Linked DNA regions of Homo sapiens: region 1 is linked to region 2. The links are chromatin loops, found by intact Hi-C in ENCODE. Cell type or tissue: endothelial cell of umbilical vein. All regions are shown on one strand. Each heading gives the region's core, and the rest is flanking DNA. Links, peaks and the distances in the headings are about the cores only. Region 1 overlaps RDH16 (retinol dehydrogenase 16). Region 2 holds the start of ZBTB39 (zinc finger and BTB domain containing 39).

Evidence for each region. A loop is a pair of places that touch in the nucleus more often than their neighbours do. Peaks named below come from ENCODE experiments on the same cell type or tissue, not always from the same donor. Only the 100,000 strongest peaks of a DNase experiment are listed, where the experiment ranks them.
Region 1: a loop joins it to region 2, with 3 times the contacts of the local background. A loop is called at or near these places in 7 of 110 quality-filtered maps.

Annotation. Positions count from the first base shown.
Region 1 is chr12:56,938,259-56,955,129 of GRCh38, forward strand. RDH16 (retinol dehydrogenase 16) reads right to left here. Exons shown (of 4, transcript NM_003708.5): 2 at 16,648-16,871; 3 at 14,569-14,732; 4 at 13,173-13,988. The coding sequence ends at 13,771. It also overlaps the pseudogene LOC100420982. Among named protein-coding and RNA genes, the nearest start is that of RDH16, 11 kb to the right of the region's middle. In endothelial cell of umbilical vein, for the core only: no CTCF peak of the experiment used is centred there; a DNase peak (open chromatin) is centred at 9,603; H3K27me3 peaks cover 617 bases.
Region 2 is chr12:56,997,660-57,007,100 of GRCh38, forward strand. ACKR5 (atypical chemokine receptor 5) reads left to right here. Exons shown (of 2, transcript NM_007264.4): 2 at 1-788. ZBTB39 (zinc finger and BTB domain containing 39) reads right to left here and starts at 8,887. Exons shown (of 2, transcript NM_014830.3): 1 at 8,746-8,887; 2 at 1,177-7,302. The coding sequence starts at 7,258. The coding sequence ends at 5,120. RefSeq lists silencers at 8,556-8,705, 8,726-9,085. In endothelial cell of umbilical vein, for the core only: a CTCF peak has its summit at 3,955 (motif pointing left); a DNase peak (open chromatin) is centred at 3,952.

The DNA.
Region 1 (16,871 bases), core at 4,866-12,865, 55 kb before region 2:
GAAAGCTTGGATGCTTCCTTTAGGTGAACAGTTGACCACATGGCACCCTGGGAATGGGGATAAATGTCCTCACTTTTTTGGGGAGGCAGAGTTTGGAGGACAGATTCTCATACTGTTGGAGGCACTAATGATGGACCCAGACTTCTAGACAAGGATTTCTTTATCTCCCCACTGTCCACAGCTCACTCACGGGATATCAGAAACTTCTCCCCATACGTCTCCTTGACCTCGGGGCTGGCCTAGTCCGACAGCTCCTTGAGGTTCTGTAAATGCCTCTCAGAGCCGGCCATACTGGTCCTGAAGTGACCAGGTTCAATCACAGACACCTTCACTCCAAAGTGGGAGAGCTCCCTCCTGCATGGCAGACATGCAGAAGGGCAAGGACTTAAGAAATTTTGGGAGGCAAAATACAAAAAACAAAGAAACCCAATACAAACCCAGCATGCAACGACAGTGGGAGATGCAAGAAAGCTTGGAGAGTTGGGAAGGGCAGCAGATAGCAGATAAAAGTTATGATGGTGGCCTTGCCTCTCTCTGGGGTTTCCATATTTTACATACCAAAGCTTACTAGCCCTAAGTCCTACCAATTCAAGAGCAAGGCAGCATCTCAGTGCTATCACCTCCTATGCCCCTCACATCCAATGGATCACCAGAATTCCCACATTCTACCTCCTCTGCAGTCCTCAGTCCCCTCCCTTCTTCTCCTGCCCCAGGAATCTCCCTGGCCTCTGAGCTGGGTGATGGCAGCTGTCCTCTAAGGAGCGTCCCTCTGCCTTCAGTCTGGCTCCCCACACTCACAGCCACTGGGCTCCCTGCAGTAAGTGGGTGTCTAGAAGCCGATTAGACCAAAGAGCTCCCCTGAGCAAATCCCTTCTTTGGGGGTTCCACTGCCAACAGCATGAGGCACAGCTCCTGTCCAGGGCCTCCACGAGCCCATATGAACCCACCTGCCCAGCCTCCTCCACAGGCCTGGCCCTGTGCTTCACCTCATGAGGACCCCACAGCACAGGCAGGCAGCTGAGGCTCCCCCTAGGTCTGGGCTGAAGACAAAAGTCATTCCCCCATTTCTGTTCAAGGCTGCCAGGTGGGGATCCTCAATCTCCAGCTCAGATCCCACTGCCAGGACCCTCCCCAGCTTAGGAGGCTGCCATGGCCACCAGGGCTGACTGGGTCACAACCCCTATGAGAACTGGCAACAATGGTTCTGGCTCTCTTGCTCCTCTCTCAGGTGTCAGAGCTTTTAGGTCAGGGCCAAAACCCTGTTGTTGTCCTAGGCTGAGTTTATTGGGTACTCTTCCAAGGGCCACAAGAGTATATTGTATGGACTCAGATGCTCTCCCCATGCCTCCAGGACCCAACAAATATCTCTCCAAGGGAGAGAGACAGAGACAGGAAAACAGGAAGACAGGAATGGGGTAAGACAGAGAAACCAAGGGGAAAGGACAGAAGAGAAAGGAAAATGGAAGGAAAGAATAAGAAAAACACATAAATAATTGCTTTCTGCATCCTGGTTAAGAGAGATACACTTAAATCCTAAGACTGGGGGAAGTTAGAGAGCAGGCCTGCACTGGGCATCAGGGGACAAGCTGTGCTACAACCTGCATCAATGTCAAGGCAATATCTGTCCTGGAAGAAAAGGTCACCTTGTGTACCTGGGAGTCCCAAAGCTCACTGTGGACTGAATGGCCAGAGCAGGAGGGGAGGAAGGAAAGAGGTCTCATGCCACACAGGTGTCCAGACTGCACTCTCTGCCCCAGGAAGTACCACCTTTTCCTCCCACCATCTCATAAGGCCACCTCTGCCCTATCCCCATAGGGTCCAGCAAGCTTTGGGGAAGACTCTACAGAAGACATAGGGGAGCAAACTAATAGCATGAAAGATCTGGAGCAGTCAGAGCTACAGAACTACGGACTCCAGGCCAGCAGGGGCAGGGGTGTGAGTGGGTGAGGGCTGGGGGGTACAGGAGACGGAGACTGACCCTAGGAATATTGGAAAAACAATAAGGCCTGCAATGGTGGCCCTTCCCCTACTCAGAAACCTTTCCTGGACTTGAAGGAATGAGGATTCTTTGATTCAATAGTTGTACTTTTCTTGAATAGCACTGCTAAGCCTGTCAACAAACCTTGGTAGAGAATCGCTACTGAGATGTTATTTATGCCAGGAAAAGTGGGTAACAAACTTCGGCATTCAACAATATAGAATCCCTTTAACAAATTATGGCCTCTCCACATGCTGGAATATGGAGACCTTGATTGTTATGTTGGGGAAGAAACTTGATGATGAAAATGCTGACCCCAGAATGTGTAAAGTAGAGGGAAATTAACCCTGGAGGCTGGGATTAGGGGGAATGTTGTTTCACTCTCATCCTCTTCTATGATTTCTCCAATGAGAAATCCTATCTTATCCTCCTATCTATCCAATCTTATCCTCTTCTATAATTTCTTCATGTTTTCCATTTACAATCAGAACAAAGCAATCAATGATCTCCCTTTCCCCAAAAGGAACAGGATTCATCACTCGGTGTTTGATGTGAAGTCCCTTCAGCTCTCCAAGCCCCAGTGTCCTCGTGAATCAAGCGGAGATCATCTTAAAGCCCTCAACAGGGACAAGTGTGAAGGAACCAGTAAGAGAATGCTGAGATCAGAAGCCTGGATCCTGCCCAGCCCCATCCCCGATGGTCTCATGCCAACCGTCAGGACCCAACGTTATCCAGAGACTGGGCTCTAACCACAGCCTGGACTCCTCTAACCCTGGGCCCAGCCACAACCACTCTAGGACTTCTGCTTTGGAAAGCAGAAAGCTCAAGCCCCCGAAAATAAAAGTCCTGGAAATGTTCCCAGTTAGCAGACACTAGGTCTCCCCTAGTGACACAGAGAGAAGAGAAACAAACAGGCACTAGGAGGGATTGAGGTGGTCCCTCTGTCCCCCACACACTCCTTCACCCACTGGGCAGCTGCAGCAATGCTCTCTGTCTTGGTGATGTCCATGGTCACCGTCTCCAGCCTGTCTGAAGTCTGGCCCCTCAGCTGCTTGGTCCCCTTCTCTGTCCTACATGCAGCTCCCGCAAGCCTGTGCATTCAGTTGTCTGGCCAGTAGCTTCCTGAAGCGTGAGTCACAGCTCATGATGAACACTATGTGTCTCTCAGCTGGCTCACCACCTGCCTCTCCCAGTATGAGCACAGAAGGTAGTACAGGCCCTGGAGGACCACCAGGTAGAGCCACATGGCTTTGCAGAGGACAGACCCAGGTAGGCTGGGGTGAAATGAGAGTCTGGCCTCTGTTCAGACAGGAGGATTTAAGAACACAGAGGGCTGAGGTAGGCAGAGAAGCCCTCAGGCATTTTGGCAGAAAGTCTTCACTTTCCTCCCTGATCACTGTCTTTCTGCAACATTTTTTTTTATCCTGGCTTCATCTCTCTACTATTTTGAACTGCCTTTGCAAGTACTCATGCATGCAGTTGCAAACCCCAAGTCCTGCCCAGTAGGAAACTACTATGACTCAGCAATGCTTCCCTAGTCCACAAATTTCTCTCTGCATTGCTGTGCCCACACAGATGTTTATGTGGGTGCAAACGTGTATTGACACAGGCTTACACACAGCAGCCCCCACACACTCTCCATAGCAAACACACCCCTCTGCTCTAAGTACAAGGGTCAGAACTGTCTCTACAAAGCTGCTGTACTGACACTTCTGGTCCATGACCTTCTGAGCACAGAAAGACCTTATTGGGAAGCTACATATGGTTTCCAGCCACATTAGGTGGAAATCCCTCTCTGAGCCTGAGATTCCTCATCCCGCTCAGCACCCAGAATCAATCACTCCTCAGAAAACTGGGTCATGGTCAGGCTGTCTAGGATGAGAAGGAGAAGCCGAAAGAGTGGACAGGAACAGATCGTCTCCTGCTATAATAGTTTTTTGGGGCAGAAGGAGTGAAGGATCCCATGGGGGCACTGTGGAAGTCCTTCCATTCCCCCTCCCAGCAGCCCTGGGTGTTTCCTTCCTGTGGGTTCCAAGTCTCCATTCCTTTCCCTGCCACTGGAGGAGGGGGTGTGTTGGGATATGGTGGAGGACCTGAGAGATGGCACAGGAAAAGTGCAATGACTTTTAAGTGAGGGTCAGTCACTGAGGGCCACAGAAGGCACAGGTGAGGGGGAGAGGACTCAGTTGTCCCAGGGAAGGGACCTGGGGCCTGTCAGTGCCTATTGACATCTCCTTGCTGGCTCGTCCTTAGGTCTATTTCTGTGACCTGAGGTTACTCCAGCATCCATGGAAAGAAAACAATTCCTCCTCATCTCGGTGGCAAGAATGGCTGGGAGAAGGCAGGGATAACTTTCCTCTTCAAATCCATTCTCAGGTCATGCCTCTCATCCCTGGCCTCCAGGAAGGCACCTGCCTCTTCCTGCCACTGCTCTCTAAGGCCACCCAAAATGTGGAAGCTACTTTGGAACTGGGTAACAGGCAAAGGTTGGAACAGTTTGGAGGGCTCAGAAGAAGACAGGAAAATGTGGGAAAATTTGGAACTTTCTAGAGACTTGTTGAATGGCTTTGACCAAAATGCTGATAATGACATTGACAATGAAATCCAGGCTGAGGTTCTCTCAGATGGAGATGAGGAACTTGTTGGGAACTGGAGCAAAGGTGATTCATTACATTTTAGCAGAGAGACTGGCAGTATTTTGCCCCTGCCCTAGAGATCTGTGGAACTCTGAACTTGAGAGAGATGATTTAGGGTATCTGGCAGAAGAAATTTCTAAGCAGCAAAGCATTCAAGAGGTGATTTGGGTGCTGTTAAGGCATTCAGTTTTAAAAGAGAAAAAGATCATAAAAGTTCACAAAATTTGCAGCCTGACAATGCAATAGAAAAGAAAATCTCATTTTCTGAGGAGAAATCCAAGCTGGCTACAGAAATTTGCCTAAGGAAGAAGAAGCCAAATGTTAATCCCCAAGACAATGGGGAAAATGTCTCCAGGGCATGTCAGAGGTCTTCACGGAAGCCTCTCCCATCATAGGCCAGGAGGCCTAGGAGGAAAAAGTGGTCTCATGGGCCAGGCCCAGGGTCCCCGTGCTGTATGCAGCCTAGGGACTTGGTGCCCTGTATCCCAGCTGCTGCAGCCACAGCTGAAAGGGGCCAATGTAGAGCTCAGGCTGTGGCTTCAGAGGGTGCAAGCCTCAAGCCTTGGCAGCTTCCACATGGTGTTGAGCCTGCCAGTGCACAGAAGTCAAGAATTGGGGTTTGGGTACCTTTGCCTAGATTTCACAGCATGTATGCAAATGCCTGGATGTCCAGGCAGAAGTTTGCTGCAGGGGCAGGTCTCTCATGGAGAACCTCTGCTAGGACAGTGTGGAAGGGAAATGTGGGGTGCTGGGGCACTGCTTAGCAGAGCTGTGAGAAGAGGGCCACCATCCTCCAGACCCCAGAATGGTAGATCCACTGAGAGCTTGCAGTGTGCACCTGGAAAAGCCAGACAATCAACACCAGCCTAGATTACTTTTCTATGTCTGTAAAAAATGTCGTTGGTATTTTGATAATGATTTCATTGAATCTGTACATTGTTTTGGGTAGTATGGCCATTTTAATAATATTGTGTTGATTCTTCCAATCCATGAACATGGCTATTTTTCCAGTTTTTGGTGTCCTCTTCAATGTTTCTCCTCAGTGTTTTATAGTTTTCATTATAGAGATCTTTCACTTCTTTGATTAAGTTAATTCATACGTATTCAGTTTTATTTGTGGCTATTGTAAATGGGATTACTTTTTAAATTTCTTTTTCATGTTGTTCGTTGTTGGCATATAGAAATGCTACTGATTTTTTATGCTGATTTTGCATCTTACAACTTTACTGAATTTGTTTATAAGTTCTTATAGTTTCCTTGTGGAGTCTTTAGGGTTTTCCAAATATACGATGATATCGTCTACAAACAAAAATAATTTGCCTTCTTCCTTTTTAATTTGGATGCCCTTTATATCTTATTCTTGTCTAATTGCTTTAGCTAGGACTTCCAGTACAATGTTGAATAATAGTAGTGATGGTGGCCATCCTTGTCATGTTCCAGATCTTAGAAGAAAGGCTTTCAGTTTTTCCCCATTCAGTATGATACTAGCTGTTGGCCTGTTGTATATGGCTTTTATTATCTTGAGATTAGTGTGTTCCTTCTATCCCCAGTTTTTTGAGGGTTTTTATCATGACTAGATGTTGAATTGTATCAAATGCTTTTCAATATTGATTGAAATGATCATGTGGCTTTTATGCTTCATTCTGTTGATATGATATATTATATTGATTGATTTGGTATGTTGAATTATCCTTTCATGCAAGGGATAAATCCTATTCATCATGATGAACTATCTTTCTAATGTATTGTTGAATTTGGTTTGCTAGTATTTTGTTGAGAATTTTTGCATCAAAATTTATAAGAGATATTGGCCCATAGTCTTTTTCTGATGTGACTTTGTCTGGTTTTGGTATCAGTGTAATGCTGGCCACATAGAATGAGTTTGAAAGTATTCCCTCCTCATCTATTTTTTGGAATAGTTTGAGTATGATTGGTGTTAGTTATTCTTGAAATGTTTGGTAGAATTCAGCAGTGAGGCCATCAGGTCCCAGGCTTTTCTTTACTGGCAGACATTTTATTGCAGCTTCAATCTCATTACTTGTTATTGGTTTTAAATAATAAGGTTTTAAATTGCTTTCTGGCTCAATCTCAGTAGGTTGTATGCATCTAGGCATTTGTCTATTTATTCTAGATTTTCCAATTTATTTGCATATAATTGCTCCTAGTAGCCACTAGTGATCCTTTGAATTTCTGCAGTACCAGTTGTAATGTCTCCTTTTCCATTTCTGACTTTATTTATTTGGATCTTCTTCTATTTTTTTTGTATTTTTGCTTAGTCTGATTAAAGATTTGTCAATTTTGTTTAACTTTAAAATTGCAACTTTTTGTTTCATTGATCTTATGTTAAGTTTTTTTTTATTTCAATTTCATTTGTTTCTGCTCTGATCTTTATTATTTCTTTTCTTCGACTAATTTTGAGTTTGGTTTGCTCTTGCTTTTCTAGTTCTTTAAGATACATTGTTAGATTATTCATTTGAAGTTTTCCTTTTTTTTTCTTGATGTAGGCACTTATAGCGATAAATTTCCCTCTTAGTTCTGCTTTTGTTGTATCACATAGGTTTTGGTATGCTGGGTTTCTATTATCATTTGTTTTTAGAAATTTTTCAATTTTCTTCTTAATTTCTTCATTGACCCACACTGGTCTCTCAGGAGCATATTTTAAAATTTCTATGTATTTGTGTAGTTTCCAAAATTATTATTCTTATTTCCAGTTTCATTCTATTGTGGTCAGAGAAGATGTTTGATATTATTTCATTTTTTTCAATGTTTTAAGACTTCTTTTGTGATCTAACATGGGGTCTATCTTTGAGAATGATCCATGTGCTGAGGAAAAGAATGTGTATTCTGCAGCCATTGGAAGAGATGTTCTGTAAATATCTATTGGATCCATTTGGTCTACAGTGCAGATTCATTCTGATGTTTCCCTGTTGATTCTTCTGTCTGGAAGATCTGTCCAATGCTGAAAGTGGAGTGTTGGAGTCTCCAGCTATTATTGCATTGGGACCTATTTCTCTCTTTAACTCTAATAGTATTCCCTTTATCTATCTGGGTGCTTCTGTGTTGGGTGCATATATTACATATTTAAAATTATTCTTTTATCCTCTTGCTGAATTGACCCCTTTACCATTATATAGTGACCTTCTTTGAAATCTATTTTATCTGAGATAAAACTCCTGCTCTTTTTGGTTTCCATTGGCAAGAAATATCTTTTTCCATCCCTTTATTTTCAGTCTATGTTTGTCTTCATAGGTGAAGTGTTTCTTCTGCAGGCAACAGATCAATGGGTCTTGGTTTTTCATCCATTCAGCCAGTCTATGTCTTTTGATTGGTCAGTCTAGGATACTTACATTCAATGTTATTATTGATGGGTAAGGACTTACTCCTACCATTTTGTTATTTGTTTTCTGGTTGTTTTATGAACTTCCTTTCCTTCTTTCTTTCCTTCTTGTTTTTTTCTAGTGAAGATGTTCTTCTCTGGAGATATGATTTAGTTTCTTGCTTTTTATTTTTTGTGCATCCATCGTATGTTTTTTGGCTTGAGATTACCATGAGGCTTGCAAATACTATCTTATAACCCATTATTTTAACCTGATAACAACTTAACATTATTTGCATAAACAAACAAGCTCAAAGAAAATTAATAAAAACTCTACACCTTAACTTTGTTCCCCAACTTTTTAACTTTTTGTTGTTTCTGTTTATAGCTTATTGTACTGACTATGTCTTGAAAAGTTGTTTCAGTTACTTTTTTTGATTAGTTCATCATTTAATCTTTCTACTTAGCATAAGAGTAGTTTACACACCACAGTTACAATGTCATAATATTCTGTGTTTTTCTGGGTACTTGCTACTACCGGTGAGGTTTGTACCTTCAGGTACTATGTATTGCTCATTAATGTCCTTTTCTTTCTTACTAAAGTACTCCCTTTAGCACTTCTTGTACAATGGTACAAGCTTTTGTTTGTCCAGGAATGTCTTTCTTTCTCCTTTACGCTTGAAGGACATTTTCACCACATATACTATTATACTATTATAGGCTAAAAGATTTTTTCTTTAGCACTTTAAATATATTATGCCACTCTCTCCTGGCCTGTAAGGTTTCCACTGAAAATCTGGTGCCAGATGTGTTGGAGCTCCATTGTATGTTATTCATTTCTTTCCTCTTGCTGCTTTTAGGGTCCTTTCTCTACCCTTGGCCTTTGGGAGTTTGATTACTATCTTTGGGTTAAATCTGCTTGGTGTTCTATTACCTTCCTGTACTTCCATACTGATATCTTTCTCTAGGTTTGGGAAGTCCTCTGTTATTATCCCTTTGAATAAACTTTCTACCCCATATTCTCTTTCTCTACCTCCTCATTAAGGCCCATAACTCTTAGAATCGCCCTTTTAAGTCTGTTTTCTAGATCCTGAAGGCATGCTTCATTGCTTTTTATTATTTTTTCTTTTATCTCCTCTATGTGTTTTCAACTGGCCTGTCTTCAGGTTCACTAATTCTTTCTTCTGCTTTATCAATTCTGCTGTTAAGGGACTCTGATGCATTCTTGAATATGCCAATTGCATTTTTCAGCTCCAGAATTTCTGTATGATTCTTTTTAATTATTTCAAACTCTTTGTTAAAATTTTCTGATAGAATTCTAAATTTCTTCTCTATATTACCTTGAATTTCCTTGAGTTTCCTCAACACAGCTATTTTAAATTTTCTGTTTGAAAGGCCCCATATCTGTTTCTCCAGGATTGGTCCCTGGTCCCTTATTTAGTTCATTTGGCATGGCCGTGTTTTCCTGCATGGTTTTGATGCTAGTAGATGTTCTTTGGTATCTGGGCATTGAAGAGTTATGTATTTATTGTAGTCTTCACTGTCTGGGCTTATTTGTAGTCATCCTTCTTGTAAGACTTACCAAATATTTGGAAAGACTTCAGTGTTGTGATCTAATCCGTATCTGCTCTAGGGGGCACCCCACACCCAGTAATTCTATGGTTCTTGCAGAACCTCGTAGATGTACCACCCTGATGTTTGGGACAAGATCTGAGAGAATTCTCTGGATTATCAGGCAGAGACTCTTGTTCTCTTCCCTTACTTTCTCCCATACATACAGAGTAACTCTGTGTGTGTTTGTTCTGAGATAGCTAAAGCTGGGGGTGGAGTGACACAAGCACCCCTGTGTCACCACCACTATGACTGCATTGGGTCAGACGTGAAGCCACCACAGTGCTGGGTCTCACTCAAGGCCTGTTGTAAGGCCCTGGCTACTGCCTATGTTTGCTCAAGCCCAAGGGCTCTACAATCAGCAGATAACAAAGCTAGTTAGGCCTGTGTCCTTCTGTCAGAGCAGTGATGTCCCCCAGTCTCCGTGTGGTTCCAGAAGTGCTGTGCAGGAATCAAGGACTAGAGTCAAAAACCTTAGAAATGTACCTGGTGTCCTGTTGGATTGCAGCTGAGCTGGCACTCACTCCACACAACAAATCCTTCCTGCTTTTCTCTTCCTTGTCCAAAGACAGAGGAGCCTGACCTCATAGTCACCACCACCCCAAGCCACATGGAGTACCGCTAGACTCCCATCAATATTCCCTTAAAGCCCAAGATCTCTTAAGTCAGCTTGTGGTGAATGCTGCCTGGCCTGGGACACACCATTCATGTCAGTGGGCTCCCCATTGGCCCAGGGTGGGTCCAGAAAGTGCCATCCAAGAGTCAAGTCCTGGAATCACAAACCACAATAGTCTGCTTGGTGCTCCACTCCACTGTGGCCATGCTGGCACCTAAGGTGCAAGACAAAGTCTCCTTTACTTTTCCTTCCACTTTTCTCAAACAGAAGGTGTCTCTCTCCATAGCCACCACAGCTGGGAATGTCCTGAGTCTCACCTGAAGCCAGCAAGTCTCAGAGGCTCACCCAAGGTCCTCAGTGTAGTAACTGCCCATCAGTGCTGGTTATTTGGGGCCCAAGGTCTCCTCAGATAGAAGGTGATGAATGCTGCCAGCACTGGGTCCTTTCTTTGAAAGCACTGGGTTGCCTTCTGGCCCAGGGTCTGTCTAGAAATGTCATATGGGAGCTAGGGATTGAAATGAGGGCCTCCTGACTCTGATCATTGCCCTATCTTGCTGTGGCTGAGCTGGTATCCAAGATGCATGATAAAATCCTCCCCACTCTTCTTCTCTCTCCTCTCCTCAAGTGGAAGAAAGGGGTCTCCTTTGGAACATCAAGCTGTGCAGCCTGGGGTTAGGGGAGGGGTGATACAAACATTCCCCTTTGCTGCCCCAGCTTGCGTCTCAATATGTCATGTGTCCCCCTAATCCAGTGCCTCTGGGCCTAGTTCTGCACTACCCCTAGCCTATGAGGGGCAGTCCTTATGGCCTAGACTGCCTTTCAAGTTTACTTGGAGACACAGAGCATTGTAGCCCTTGGTGGCGAGGTTTGCGGGCACTCAAGTTAGGTTTGCTGTGATCAGAGACTCCCCTGTGGCACTAGGCCTCACCTATGAGTTGCAGTTCTTATGGCCTAGACTGCCATGTAAGTTTATTTGGAGACATGGAGCATTGTAGCCCTTGGTATCGAGGTTTGTGGGCACTCAGGACTGCTGGGATCGGTGATTCCCCTGTAGCTAGGGCTGGTTTAAATGCTCCCTCCATGGATGGGCATCAGCTGACTTTGGTCTGGTTTTTCTTCCTGCTCTAACAGGATAGCACTGAGTTCAGTGCCTCACAATTGCTGTGTTCTCCCTCCCGCAGCACCCAGAGATGCTCTCAGCACTGTGCCTCCACTGCCAGGGTTTGGAGAGCGGTAGGGTCTGTGATTCACGACTGTTTTTTTCTATCTCTTCAGTGCCTCTTTCAGCAATATGAGGTTAAAACCAGGTTAAAGAGTTATCATCACCTGATTATTGGTTCTTATGAAGGTGTTTTTTGATACGGAGACAATTGTTAACTTGGTGTCTTGGTGTGGGGTGGGGAAGAGAGAATGATCCGTGAAGCCTTCTACTCTGCCATTTATCTCCACCTGCTCCTCACTGTGTGTGTTTCATTTGCTTGTTTGTTTTATTTTGTTTTTTTTTTTTTGAGATGGGGGTCTCACTCTATCACCCAGGTTGGAGTGCAGTTGCACAATCTCAGCTCACTGCAACCTTCGTCTCCCAGGCTCAAGTGATCCACTTACCTCAGCCTCCCAAGTAGCTGTAACACAGGCATACACCAACACACCCAGCTAATTTTTTGTATTTTTAATAGAGACCGGGTTTCACCATATTGCCCAGGCTGGTCCCTAACTCCTGAGCTCAGGTAATCAACCCACCTCAGCCTACCAAAGTGCTAGGATTACGGGCATGAGTCACCATGCCTCATTGCGTGTTTTAAATTCAGTGGCCCTGCAACATCTGACCTCAATCTCTGTTTCTACAATAAATACTGATTTGTTAAACAACATGGGGCTTCCTAAAGGCTCCATATCCTAGACCTAGACTTTTATCCTGAAGAAAGAAAAATGAGAATCCTGGGGAGTTACCTCCCAACTACAATTTGTGTTGAGTCCAGGATTCTACACCCCTTTCCCCTAATGCTTTCTGTGTTGAGTCCACACTTGCGACATCATCAGAAAACTGAAGACATTGAGGATGAGGACCAGGTCATTCAAGGGAATTTCTCTCCAGTACACAGCAGGGGCTCAACAAAGGGAGAGAAAATATGAAAGATGAGTCCAGCAGTGACTCTCACTCCCTGTCACTGGAGGGGTGGGTGTGTTGGGATATGGTGGGGGACCTGAGGGATGACACAGGGAAAGTGCAATGACTTTAAAGTGAGGGTCCGTCACTAAGGGACACAGAGAGGGCACGGGTGAGGGGAGGAGGCTTCAGTTGCCCCAGGGAAGGGATCTGAGGCCTGCCTGTCAATATGGCTGTTGAGGTCGCCTTGCTGTCTTGTCCTTGGGTCTATTTCTGTGACCACAGGCTACTCCAGAACCCCCTGGAAAGAAAACAATTGCCCCTCACCTTGGTGGCAACAAGGGCTGGGAGAGGGCAGGGATAGTCCAACTTCTCTCTTCAAATCCATTCTCAGGCCATGCCTCTCATCCCCTGATATTCAGGAAGGTACCTGCCTCTTCCTGCCACTGCTCCCCAAGGCCACCCAAATCTAGGGAAAGGACATCTTCAGGAGTGAAAGTGTAAAAACTCTTGACACCCTCTTGTGTAAGTCACTCCATTACTCCCTCCCAGCAGCTTGGGAGTTCCCATCCCCATTTTCCTTTTTCCCCTTTCTTTGCCTCTAAGATCAGACTTCCCCATTGGGATCTTGTTCTCCTTCTAGCAGAAAATTCAATATTAGGAGGAGATCTATTCCTGTTCACTCTTTTCTGCCTTTGACTTCTAGTCCTAGGGAGGCTGACAGTGACCTGACTTTCTGGATGGAGTGACTCTGGGTGCTGAGCAAAGGTGGGAACCCAGACTCAGAGAGGGATTGCAATCTCATGTGTCTGGAATCCAAGTGGAGCTTCACAAGAACATTCAAATCACTGCACATGGGTGAAACTATCAACTTTTTCAACATCAAAAGAGTCAAAGGAAGTCCATGCTTTCAAGACAAATCAAAAACTGATTTATTTGTCCTCTGCACAGATCCTTACTTAGGACACCACCTCCCAGCCACTGCTTCTGGGATGACTCCTGAGGCCTATGGGGCCGCATAATGGTTCCAGTCCCAACACCACGTGTACAGGGATCTTCAGAGGAGGGGTGCCCTCACATCCTCCAGGCCATTTCCACCCCGTGGGAGGGTGTAGACTGGCCCAGAATTAACACACAGCCTGATAAGGAAGCAGGAGGTAATGGCATGGGCTGAGGCTCCTTCCACCTGCTCACACCCACCCCAGTTGTTAGCCCAAGGATGGCCCTAGAGGCTTGGACCCTTGAGTGGCCACCCACGGTGACAATGCACCCAGGAGCACTATTTGGTCCCTGTTTCTCAGCTGCGTAACTTGAAACTTTCCTACCAACATCTCCAGAGAGCAGAATTATCTCCCAGGAGAATCATGGCCAGGAGGTAATGAAGGAGGTGGGATTGGTGCCCTACTGACCGGACGGCTCCCTCCCTCCACTTTATATCTCTCCCAAGGATACACCACCCCTCATAGCACACCCCAAATCCATGCAACCATGCATCCAACCTTAGCTTCATAGAGCCTTGGCCGGGCTTGGAGAGACCCAGTACATAATGGCATCCACCAGGAAGGTGGGCATGTAGCTCATGGGGAGGTAGAGAAGCTTGGCATCCCAGCCAGCTGAGTAGCGAGTACGGGGGTGGCAGGCAATCAGCGCATGCTCCATGCAGTTGGTCACCAACGACAGATCCTGTGTGCACTTCTGCTCCATTTGTTCAGCTGATTTCTTATCTGTTAAGAATCAGAAACAATCCATGTATATTTCCACCTCTAACCGCTCCTGCTTTGGATTCAACTTAGAGTGGAAAGGGTCTAAGAACTCATGCCACCCCACAACCCCCAGTCAAGCAATGCCTCAAATCTCTTTTATCCAAATTCCCTGAGCTGGAGCCCATCCATGTGAAAGTAGCAAGTGTCTCACACTAAGTCATGTCTGTCTCTCTTTGGGAATATCTGGACTGCATAAATGATGGTCTCCACCCACAGTAGAAGTCTCAGCACATAAAAACAAGCTGTCTCTAATGCCAGCTTGTGATCAGCCACCAATGTCTTCCCTTTCTGGCTTCCCTTTGTTCCTCAGTAACGATGGGTTCAGATAGACACTGGTCCCAAGTTCTGAGAAGCCTGGACACTTGCTTTTCATGACCAGTTGACCACACAGCACCCATCATGGAAATGGGGCTAAAGGTCTCCACTCTGTGGGGAAGGGAGAGCCTGGGGATCAAACTCTAATGCCCTTCAGACACCAATGGTAGACCAAGGATTCCACACGAGGGTTTGCTTCTCTCCCCACTGTCCACAGCTTACTCACAGTCTGCAACAAACTTCTCGCCATAGGCCTCCTTGACCTCTGGACTGGACCGGTCCCAAATCTCCAGGAAGCTCTTTAAGAATCTCTCCTTACTGGTCACAGCAGTCTTGAAATAGCCAGGTTCAATCATAGCCACCTTCACCCCAAAGTAGGAGAGTTCCCTCCTGCAAGACAGAGAAGCAGAGGGGAAAAACTTCGGGGGTCTTGGAAGGTAAAACACAAACAATAAAAGTAAAACTATGATATCACAACATATGAGGACAATGGGTAAAATAGAAAGCTTGGAATATTTAATTTCCAGCAATCAAGGGGTCATAATTATCATGGTGGCATTCCCTCTGTATGGAGTTTCCATATTTTACACACCTGAGCTTACTAGCCCTAAATCCTACCAATTCCAAAGCAAGGCAGCACCTTAGTGCTGTCTCCTCCTATGTCCCTCACATCCAGTGGATCACCAGAATTCCCACATTTTGCCTCCTCTCCAGTCCTCAGTCCCCTCCCTCGTTTTCCTGCCCCAGGAATCTCCCTGGCCTCTGAGCTGGGTGATGGCAGCTGTCCTCTAAGAAGCATCTGTCTTCAGTCTGGCTCCCCACACTTACAACCACTGGGCTTCCTGCAGTCAGTGGGAGTCTAGAAGCTGACTGGACCAAGGAGCTCCCCTGAGCAAATCCCTTTTCTGGAGGGGGTTCCACTGCCAACAGCATAAGCCACAACTCCTGTCCAGGGCCCACAGGCCCTCAAGGAGCCCACCTATGACCACCTGCCCAGCATCCCCCACCAGGCTTGGCCTTGACCTTCACCACAAGAGGATTCTGCAGTACATGCAGGTGGCTAATGCTCACTCTGGGCCTGGGCTGATGGCATTCCTTCATCTAGGAGCCTTTCCCAGTCTTCCTTACCAGGCTGCCAGGTGGAGTTCTCAATCCCCAGCTTGAGTTTTCAATCCCCAGCTCAGATGGAATCTCCAGGACTCTCCTCAACTCAGGTGGGTACCATGGCCAGCAAGGTTGACTTGGTCACCAACCTTATAAGCATTGGCACTTGATTCTATATCTCTTGTCCCTCTCCCAGGTATCAAGTTTTAAGTCACAGACAAAACCTTGTTGTTAAGGATGGATTTTTGGCCACTTGGACAAGGGCCTAAAGTGTCTGTTGTGTGGACTCAGATGCTCTACCCATCGTCAAAGGGGCTCTGGATATGAATTCTGCTGGGAAAGACCATCTCCTGCATGCTGTCTTTGGGCCCCAGAGAGCCATGAAGGAATGGCCTCAGGGCTTGAAGCATTTCTCTCCCTAGAGAGGAAGAGCCCCAGAGCCAGGCACCCATCTCCTGGTGTGGAAATATCTTTCCCTGTTTCTGACTCAGTGAGTGCTCTTGCGTCTGCATGAGCTTGTGTGTGTCCGCGGCCCTAAGGCATGCCCCAGGTTTACAAGTATTTCAGATTCCTGGGAGGAGGGGTTGGGGTCCTTCTACTACAGCAAGAGAGGGGTGTTAGCAAGCCACATGCCCAGTGTCAGCTGCTGGGAGAGCCTCCCTGGCTAGGGGACCAACACACACTGCTGTAGCTGATCTTTCTCTGCTCCTTCTCTAGGGTGCAAAGCATTCTTCCATCCAGCACTGACTGCCTGGTCTGCCTTTGTGGCTCCAATACCAAGGTGCAATGGGAAGAAGTGTTTAGGGTCCTTCCCTGGGATTAGTCATTGATACACAGTGTTCCCCTGTCCTGGGCTTGGTAACCTCAGTACTGTGTTCCTCTTGGTAGGATCTGAAGCCAAAGATCCAGGTCCAATTCTGCCTCTGGCAGTTTCTGACCAAGAGATCCATCCAGGGAAGAGGTATCGTTCAAGAAACTCTCTGACCTGGGGCCCCTCCTGTCGCCCAGCACTCAGGAAGGTGCTTCCCAGTGAATGGCCAGCCCAATCCAGAAAGAGGAAGATGAGGGTGTCACACATGAAGACAGAGAGTGATCTCATGAAAGGAACTTACAGGCTGGGATTCAAGGAACTCCCTGGAAAAGACTTCCCCACAAGGACAGGAGCAGGAAGACTAGGGTGGGCCCCATCCCAGACCCATACCTGAGGGAGTCAGAGAAGGCTTCCACGCCATACTTGGAGATGCAGTAGCCTCCACCAAAAAGTGACACCCGGCCCATGACACTGGAGACGTTGACCACACGGCCCCTGGCCCTCCTCACTAAGGGCAGCAGGCTCAGAGTCACATCAATCACCCCCAACAAGTTCACGTCCAGTATGGTCACGAAGTCCTGCTTGGTGAGCAACTCATTGGGAGCCGTGGGCAA
Region 2 (9,441 bases), core at 1-8,000:
GTCCTTTGCCTCTTAATCCTGCCCGTGGTAAGGGGACTGGATGGAATCACTGATAGCCTCTTCACCATCTCCTCTGTCCTGCTTAAGTGCTCCATGTGTCTGGAATGTTTAACTTGGAGTAACTACTCACTGACTTGGAGACCACCTGTTCTACTTTGAGAAATCAGAACTGTTCTGTGGATGCACTGACAGCGTGCTCCAACTGCATATGCACCCAGGTTTGTCAGGAGCATGGAAGGAAACCTGCATCTCCCTGTTTACTGGGCCCAAACCTGAAAGGGTCTTAAGCTGCAGACAGCTTCTCAGTAGCACAGAGCTGAAGGCTTTTTGAACCAGGAGTCTGGGTTGTGGCTTGGGTCGCAGTAAGGGCTTAGCCTATCAATGCAGAATTCACATTGAAAAAGACTTTCCTCTCTTGTCCCAACACAAAAAAGCAAGCCAAGATCTGATGCCCATATCACTGCCTCCTCTGACTTGGGCTACAGGAGTTTCCTGAAGGAAACCAAATTTTACATCTCTGTCACATTCCAGATCACCTTAGAGGCCACGCTCCCAAGATTAGTTATCACCCTGGCAGTATGAATACTTCCCTAAGGCCTCCCATCCATGGAGGGGAAGAGTGGGAACCAGCTGTTACACTCAGCATCTACTGAGCACTGATGGGAGCCCTGCCTGGGCCATGTGCTGTGGGGCCAAATGGACATCACTCCCTAACTTCTTGAGGTCTGTCTCCTCTGTGGATTCACGCATGTATCAACCTCATTAAACTATGCCAAACTTTTGCCTCCTCCCTGTTTCAATCTGCCTCGCTCCACTCAAAGACACACCATGTCCCCGCAAATCAAATGGCATTGGCAAGACAAACTGTAGCCAAATCTCTCACTTAGTAACGTTAGTCCAACTAGACACGGGCAGGGACCCACCACTCTCTCTGGGCTGACGGAGGATCCTCTCAGGGATACCCCCTGAAAAGTTTGAGTCTTTGACTTAATTTCCCACTAAAAACAGGTCAACAAGTTAATCCTGGGGAATTCCAGCTACAGGAAAGGAAAATGTGCTACCTGAAAGAATTCTGGCATCTGCTGGGCAGAAATGTGCTGCTGAAAGGGTGATGAGCCCAGATATTCTGAACTCCAGGTATGAGCATATTCATAGTAGGTAGGAAGAGAACTCTCATTTCAAATTTCTTTTTTTATTCTAAATAAAAACCACACTTTGTGCTGAACAATGGAATATAAAAGAATCAGATGTACAATGATTTTAGACATCTACTATTTGGGGAAAAAAGTTTACAAAATATACAAAACTTTACAGCAATAGATAGTAAACACTTAAATATTAGGAGGTCAGTACTTATTAATTTAATGGAAGGAGTTAGACGTCAACAACTCTTCTCTGTTTCATAAGAGACTTTAGCTATTCAAGGTGGGGGCGGCGAGTGGATTGGACAGGGGAAGGGTTTTAAAGAAACATCAAAATCGAGTTTCATTTTCATTCTGATGTTAAGCTTATGATGCATAACCACATTGAAACTAATGCTGTGCACCCTGCCTCCTGACTCATTTGGTGCAGGATTTAGGGAAAAGAGTCCCAGATGGGTGCAGACCACCCCATAGAGCCCACTCCCATACCAATAAATACAGTGTCTATCTAGAATTTGCTTTGGAAGTTAAGCAGTCTTGGGCTTGGGGAAAGGGGCACAGAAGGAGGCCAGAGGAAGAAGAAAATTCAACACTAGCAAAAACCTGTCTAGGAAAAAGATATTTAAGCCCAAAGGTTTGGCCTGGAGACAAACAGGTACTCACAGATCAGAAAAGCAGAATATAAAAAAAAACTTTTACCCATCTCCTGGTTCTTAGGGGTCACCTGGGCCTGACCCTTATCCCACCTCCTTTCTTCCTAACTAGCCATGGACTACGGGAACTCCATGGAGTCATAAAATTTAGGACCAAATACTAAGGTTCAGCAGAGCTTCCTAGCGGGTGCTGTGGCATCAGTGAGTCACCCAGTGGGTCACTGGAGTGCCAGGATACTAATCTCTGCCTCTGGCCACATGGAGCCTCTGCTGTTTAACCCCGGGTGCCACACAAGTATTACCATTTTCCCCTCGGAAAACAAGTTGGGAATGGCCTCATATTTGGTTTAATGCTCTATGACCACCACCTTGAAATTTTTAATAATTTATGAATAAGAGGGCTCCACAAATGATGTAGCTGGTCCTGAGTACATACCAAGAAAATGGGAGAAGAGGATGTTCAAGGCTTAAACAGAACTTCAGAGTAACACAGAAGAGAGTAGTAAACTAGGTTCCAGGAGAGAGGGAGCAACAAAATCAAATGAACAGAAAGTCAAAACAATTAAAAATGCAAAATAAAATGAATACCTTCTACCAGGTATCCCAGGGTGCCCTCTGCCACAATATAGTGTTTCAAGCAAAACCATTCAGAAGAGGGTGAGCTGGAGGCAGAGGAAGCAGACATGACTTTGGTGGGGTGGGGGGAAACGGGAAGTTCAGGTGTGAATACAGGGGTCACCAACAGGGAGAGGGTTTGGTCAACAAATCTCATGAGCTACTGATCCTATGACGTATCTGACTGGGACCAACTGAGCCACCCTGATCAATCTGATCAGCCCCCGGGGGATCAGGGGATGCAGTTTTCTGTTTCGTGTTTCAAGGGCCAAGTTTCAAGGATCTGCTTTTTGGTTTACTGGCAAAAAGGGAAAACTTCACAGTTTCAGGTTAAGTACACAGACCACCCAGCATCCATGATGCCCTCTGTTAAGGAAAAAGGTTTCTCCAGCACATTTATCTGCTCTCAGCCACTCGGCTGGTTCCTGTAATTACCACCTCTCTCACACCAGCATTTCAAAAATCAGTCCTCACCAACAGTCTGGGAGGGATTGCTCATGCTTGAAAATGTAGCAGACACTTGACTGTAGTCTGTTACACATTTCCTTCTTAAATTCTAATGGTCAGTGTGAGTAAGAAAGGGAGAAGCCAGTCAGCAATGAAGAGTCTCAACACTGCTTTCCTGATGAGGATGTCCTCAGAGGACACTGAACAAGGTGGGTTTAGATGGTCAAAGGTGGACCTTTAAACTGGCCACTGTACAAGTCCCTTCATCTAATGGTCACCCCACCAGAGAGCCAGGCACTCCAACTCTGAGGCTTTATCAGTTCAGGGCTGGGGAGAAGCAGCAGGTCCAACAAGGATGGAGCTTTGGTTTGTCTGACATCTCAATATAAATAAAGACAGGAGGCTTCCAAACTGTGCAAATAGGTCATTCATGTCACTTGTTCCCCTCAACCCTGTCCCCAATCTACTCCATCACAGGAAGGAAGGGGGATGAAAGGCCTGGAATTTAACTGTCCCGAACTTTATAGAACATACACCCATGGCCTAAAGTGTTCCCTGGGTTTATTATGCTAGAGACAATCTGGAGAAGAAGAATTTGCTTAAGGGCTTGACATGTCTTCCCTTAGTTATACCCCTGGTTCTCCACATCTCTGGTCAAGGCTGTTCTCTGGAATATGGCTACTTGCTGGGGAGAAACTCATTTTCCTAAAGTCTCTTATACAAAAGAGATGCTGGGTAATGTGTATACAAAAACAAAAATAAATAAATATTAATGTCCAAAAAGGCTTTGTGAGTTAATGAAAACCACTTGCTTGTGAAACAGCCCGGGGTGTTGCTGAATCCCACCAGGGGCAGTGCCAGGGCTGAGGCCAGGGACTCCCAGAGCTCACCTGAGCAGGGTGAGGTAGTATGAGCTACTGAGGTGGCACCTCACAAGTATGCAAGATCGAGGGCCCTATCCCTCAAGACTTCTTTGGGCAAAGCCCCTTAGAAAACCAAGTAAGAGTGGAGCTAACCAGCTGCGTGGGCTGTGCCGGCACACTCTGCAGCCACCCACGGAGGGCCTGAACCAGCTGCCATCCAATAGCGCCCCCTGGAGGTGATGGCAACGACAGATCAGGATAAATTCCAGCAGGTCAAAGGTGAGCTGACAAAGCTCCGGCACTGTTAGCACAAAGTAAACAGGTTACCCGACTAGGACAGACAGTCAGAACGCACACCCTGCTACACACCACCAGTTACTCAGGTCCCTTTAATCCTGAAGGGCTCGCGGTCTGCCACTCCACCACTTCATGGAGTCAGCTCATCTACACCACGGGCCAAACACTTCTGGACGGGAGACCAGATATAAATTAAGGCAAGGCTGCTGCTGTCAGATACATCCCCACCTCTCCACCAAGACACTCATGGCCAACAGAAGTGGCCAAAACAGATGACTATATCAAAGTGGTTCCCTATCCTCTCTGCCCCACAGAAGGCCGGACGTCCCGGGCCATCACTCCATAAAATCCTGTTTCTTTGGAAATGAGGAGAAAAGAGAAACCTCTCCTGTCCATCCAGGCTGCCACTTCTGGTGGCACTGCAGGACACCCCTTCTGGCTGGCAGGGGTTCATCCCAAAGCTTTCTGACCTAAATAGAAAGCTCTGTGCCTAGTATGGATCTAGCTGCCAAAAGATTTTCACTGTTCAATCAGCAGATTAGGGCTGTAGATAAGCAGACACCAACATCCCTGATGTCTTGTCCCTGCTGAGGGCTGGAACCTGAGGGGACTGCCCTGCTGACCTGTCTTTTCTGAATGATCACATTCCCAAAATCTTTCTCATTGCTGGTCATCCCAGTTGGAGGCCTGCAGTAACACCCACAGTGAAAACCTCCCTTTACCTCCTCTGTTAAGTGAGGCTGTTGGTTGGATTCTTAGCAGCATAAAACCTATCAGTAAACTAAAACTAGAGAGGCTGGGGAAGGGGGTCTAGTGGACACCAACTGCTTGACTAGATCCCAAAACCAGCCTCAAAAGAATGAAAAACATAGCCCTGCATGGGCAAGAACAGGTATGGAGGTAAATGTGATAGGGCTGTTGCTTCTCAACAACAGTAACAGCTTATGTGCTATTTCTTCTTCTTTTCTTCTTTAAACACAACACAGAACAGAATTCCTACCAAGGCAAAATTATAACTTCAGCTGGGGAGGGACCAACACCTCTTAGATATCAGCATCCTGGCTGCTGCTTGGGAGCTCCCCGTGGCTCTGCCGGGACCCAGTCAACTGTCCGGGTTCTTATCCGCCTCTTTGGAATGGATGATGTACATGAAGGTCTGCTCGATGGTGAAGTCAGGGGGGAGGCTGCCTTTGTGCACACCAACATGTTTGCTCATGAGGTTAAGGGTGGAACTGTAGTGCCCACAGACTGTGCAGCGGTACATGAGGGCCCCCGAGTGTGTCTTTAGGTGGCACTTGATGGTCGAGCGGCCTCGAAAGAACTTGTGGCACACCTTACATTGGTATGGCTTCTCCCCCGTGTGGATCCGCCGGTGGTAGTTGAATTCGCTTGTGTGGGCAAATCTTTTGCCACAGACCTTGCAGCTATACTTGCTGTTCCCAGGTTGGCCCTGCAGCGCCAGCTCTTCACCCAGAAACTCCTCTGCTGGCAGCTTCCGCTTCTGGAGAGCTGGGTGCTGCAGCCCAAAACCAGGCCGTGCATCAAGGCCACTGTTGCATTTGTGCTGGCTGACGTGGTAGCGATAGGCAGCCTCTGACTTGAAGCTCTGGCTGCACAAGCGGCAGTGGAAGAGGGCGTCTTCCAGACTTTGGTGCACAGCCATGTGCTTCTCTAGAAGATGCCAGTCCACAAAGCTGTTCGCACAGACAGAACAGGAGAAGACTGAGATGCCGAGATGGGACAGCGTGTGCCACATGAGGCTGCAGAGGTTAAGGTGACGCTGGTCGCAGACACTGCAGGCCTGGCCCTTCAAGTTTAGATGGTCAAGGATGTGGCCCCGGACCACATGGAAATCTTTGGCCAATACTTTCCCACAGGCAGCGCATTTCAGCTCTGGGGAGGCTGCCCCTGAAAAGAGACCCAGCTTCCCTGGCAGGGGATCGTTGGGGTGGACAATGATGTTGTTCTCAAATATTCCATCCCGTCGGTGAAGGGTCAGCTGCCACTGGGTAAAGAACTTAGTTTCACACATGTCGCAGGAGAAAAGGAAAATACCAATGTGGGACAGGACATGAGTTACCCGGGAGTTTCGGTCCTGGAAGTGGGTCTCGCAGACCTTGCAGTTGCCCGTCAGCAGGTCCACATGGTCCCGAGCATGCTGCCGGATCAGTTGAATGTTGGGCTCTAGAACTTTCTTGCACACCTGGCAGGGCATGGCCTTATTCTCCCGATTGTCATTCTCTCCAAAAGCCAACTCATCCTCACTGTCATCACTCAGCTCAATCACCTCCTCAGTTGTGCCTATATCCTCAGCAGGGTCTTCAAACTGCAAGTCATCATCCCCCAGGTCCTCGAGCTGGAGCTCATCCATCTGCCCAAAGCCAGGATCTTTGGAGTGCTCACTATTGCTCAGACAGGAGTTGGTCCCAGTGGTAATGTCTACTGCATTGTCAGGGGTGAGGAAGCTGTTTTTACTGAAGTCTCCATTGCTTTGAACTTTGTATGGCTGGCAGGAGCTCGTGCTGGTCTGGATGCCCGTGCTGACAGTGCCTAGGAGTGGCTGGGTCATCATGCTAGGAATGGACGTGAAGGGAGCAGGGGTGTCATGGTCTTCTGTCTTTGGCGGTGGTGGGGGCGGTTGCGGCAGATGCAGGCTATGGTTAGCGTCACTGGCAACATTCTTCTCTTCCTCTTTATAGCTCCCTCCAGCATCACTGGGCAACACATAGTTTCTATCAGCACCAAGGTAGTCCCCACCACCTCGGAGTTCTCCAAGGGGATGGGCAGGTTCTGCCGAAGGACAACTCAGGGTACCAGAGTGGCTCTCACTGGTGCTGGTCAGGGGCTTGGCCCTGGCAGTGCTCTCCAGATCAGGAAAGGTAGAGTGACAGGCCTGGAGGAGGTCCTCCATACCCAGACGCTCAGCTACCTCGTAGATGACCCCAACATTGATCAGGTCTGTGAAGAGTTCTGAAGTGTAGACAAAGCTCAGAACCTTCTCAAAGTTGGCAGGGGTGATGAAGTCCACCACATAGGTCCTGGCAGCATCAAGCCCAGTATTCAGGAAGAGGTTCTGGAAGTAGCCAGCTGCACAGGCCAGCACAGCCTTGTGGGCCGGGAAGGAGCGGCTCCCCACCACAATGGTGACGTCGCACATGGTCTCTGAGAGCCGGCACTTGTTGAGTTCCTTCAGCAGGTTGTTGGGGTGGTTGGTGCTTTGCAGTTTGATCCTCATGCCCATCTTAGCAGCTCCTATGAAATTACCTCCTTATCAGCACAGTTAATCTGTGGATAGCAAGAGAAAAAGATGGATGGCCAAACACATCCGTGCAAAAGAGGGGCTATGCAGGAGAAAATACCATCACTCTGAATGCTTCCAAGCCCCAGGTAGGGATCAGGAGTAAACTGGCATGGAGAGTTCCTCCATTATGACAAGGCAATGACATCTCCCCCTGTATATACTCAAAGAGTTATGACAAAAACCAAAACGACTGATGACAATCTGATAGCTTGGTTTTAAGCTGGTGCCTAGAGACGAACCAGAGGCATTCCCTTGGACACAATCTTATACTTCATTACCAGAGCCACTGGATCAAATTTTTCTCCTATTAATTTCCTCCCAAATACAAGCTTTCCTAATTCATTGAGCATATTCTTTTCCCTCATGATGCCAAATACCATGCACATGCTTGAACACAACTATCAAAGCTCCACTAGCTACTGAGGAACATATAAGGTGGTTCCGTTTTTTAGCTTTGTCATTGCTGTGTCTTCAACCTCTCAATAATCTCCAAATAAATCTCACGTTCTTGAATCCCCATCTCTCTCTGCCTATACTACATACCCGCTCTCTGGCCTTTCGATAACCCAGAGCCCCTCCAGATATTGCTTTATCACAGTCCCTGTATTCTGTGAAGTTAAAACACTCAGAATGCACAGTAAGAAAAGTAGAACACAACTGTGGTAGTATTTAATATTACTTTAATATGTTGTATTCTTTTTCGCCACCCTTTTCGGGGTTTATATTTTGTTGTCCCTGCACTAACAGATTTACTTGATGCCGCAAGAAAGACTTCTAATTATACAGGTAAGACTCCTAGAGGCTTGTTCACTACCACTTTCTGCCCTTTCTGACTCCTGCACGACTAAGGAAGAAGAGCTACTTGCATCCCTGTTCAGTCTCACAACTCTGCCCAACACAGCCCCTTTCTCCATCTCTCCAGATTCTAACAACTCCCAACTTTTTCTGGGGCCCAGGAAGCGTCTAAGTATTGTGGGGTACCGGCCAAGCATCTCCCGGGCCCTGGTGGCCACCCCTGAACGATGGGCGGGTCGGAGCACTGGGCAGCCAGAGGAGAGGGTGGGAGAGGGGGAAGCTGGGAACTTCCAAGGACACCCCAACAATCCCCGGGCGCCGCGGTCTCCCCTCCGGAGTCGCATCTGGGAGGGAAGGGCGCTGCATCGGCTGGGGCGCTCCCTCTGGAGGCAACGAGCGCCTCAGTCCCTCCACAAACAGCGCGGGGCTCACCCGGGTGAGCCTGTTGGGGGCATGGGGCTGAATAAGGGGCCAAGCGAGGGGCGGCGGGGCCGGCCGGGGTCGGCGCGCGGGCGGGGAGGATGGGTCCGGCCGAAGGGAGCGGGCAAGAGGGACCCCAGCAAGAGCGAGATAAATGCCGGGCCGAAGGTCGGGCTTCGGCCAGGGGCAGCCCTCGGCCTGGCCGCGCTTACCCGGCTCTGCGGCGCCCCGAGCACCATCGCCGCCGCCGCTTCACACAAAGGCCCCGGCCCGCCGTGCCCGGCCCGACGAGGAGGCGGCGCCGCCGGCCGCGGCCAGACTCTCCATCCGCCGCGCGGCTCGCCGCGACGGCCCGGGCCGCCCCCGCCGCCCGGCCCGCAGCGCCCCCCGCCGTCCCGGAGGAGGCAGCGCCCCCCGCCGCCCGGCCGCAGCGCCCCCCGCCGCCCGGGAGGAGGCAGCGCCCCCCCACGGCGGGGCCGGGTCCAGGACCTGCGCGAGGGGTGCAGGGGCTTCCAAGTCCCCAGGCTGGCTTTTTCTAAGCGCCCATCCACTGTGCGCGGGACTTGGTGCCTGAAGAGTGAAAAACCCTATCCAAACTCTCTTCACCTCCCCTGTTCTACGCTCACAGTTCCAAAAGCTTCTCCTCAGAACATCTACTATGGGCATTTTACAAAATGTTGTAAGATTGTTTGATTACTATATATCTCCTCCACTAGGCTGTGGGCTTCCTGAAGGCAGGGATCTGTGGCTTTGCACACGGCCGCAGGTCCACACTGACCCTTACCACACTTCCTGGCACAATAAGTGCTTAATACATTAAGCCTGCTTGAATGAATGAAGGAGCACTTGAGGGCTAGACCGCTACTACTGGACCCTTCTGATAATCCACTGCTGTCCCTCCTTCCATC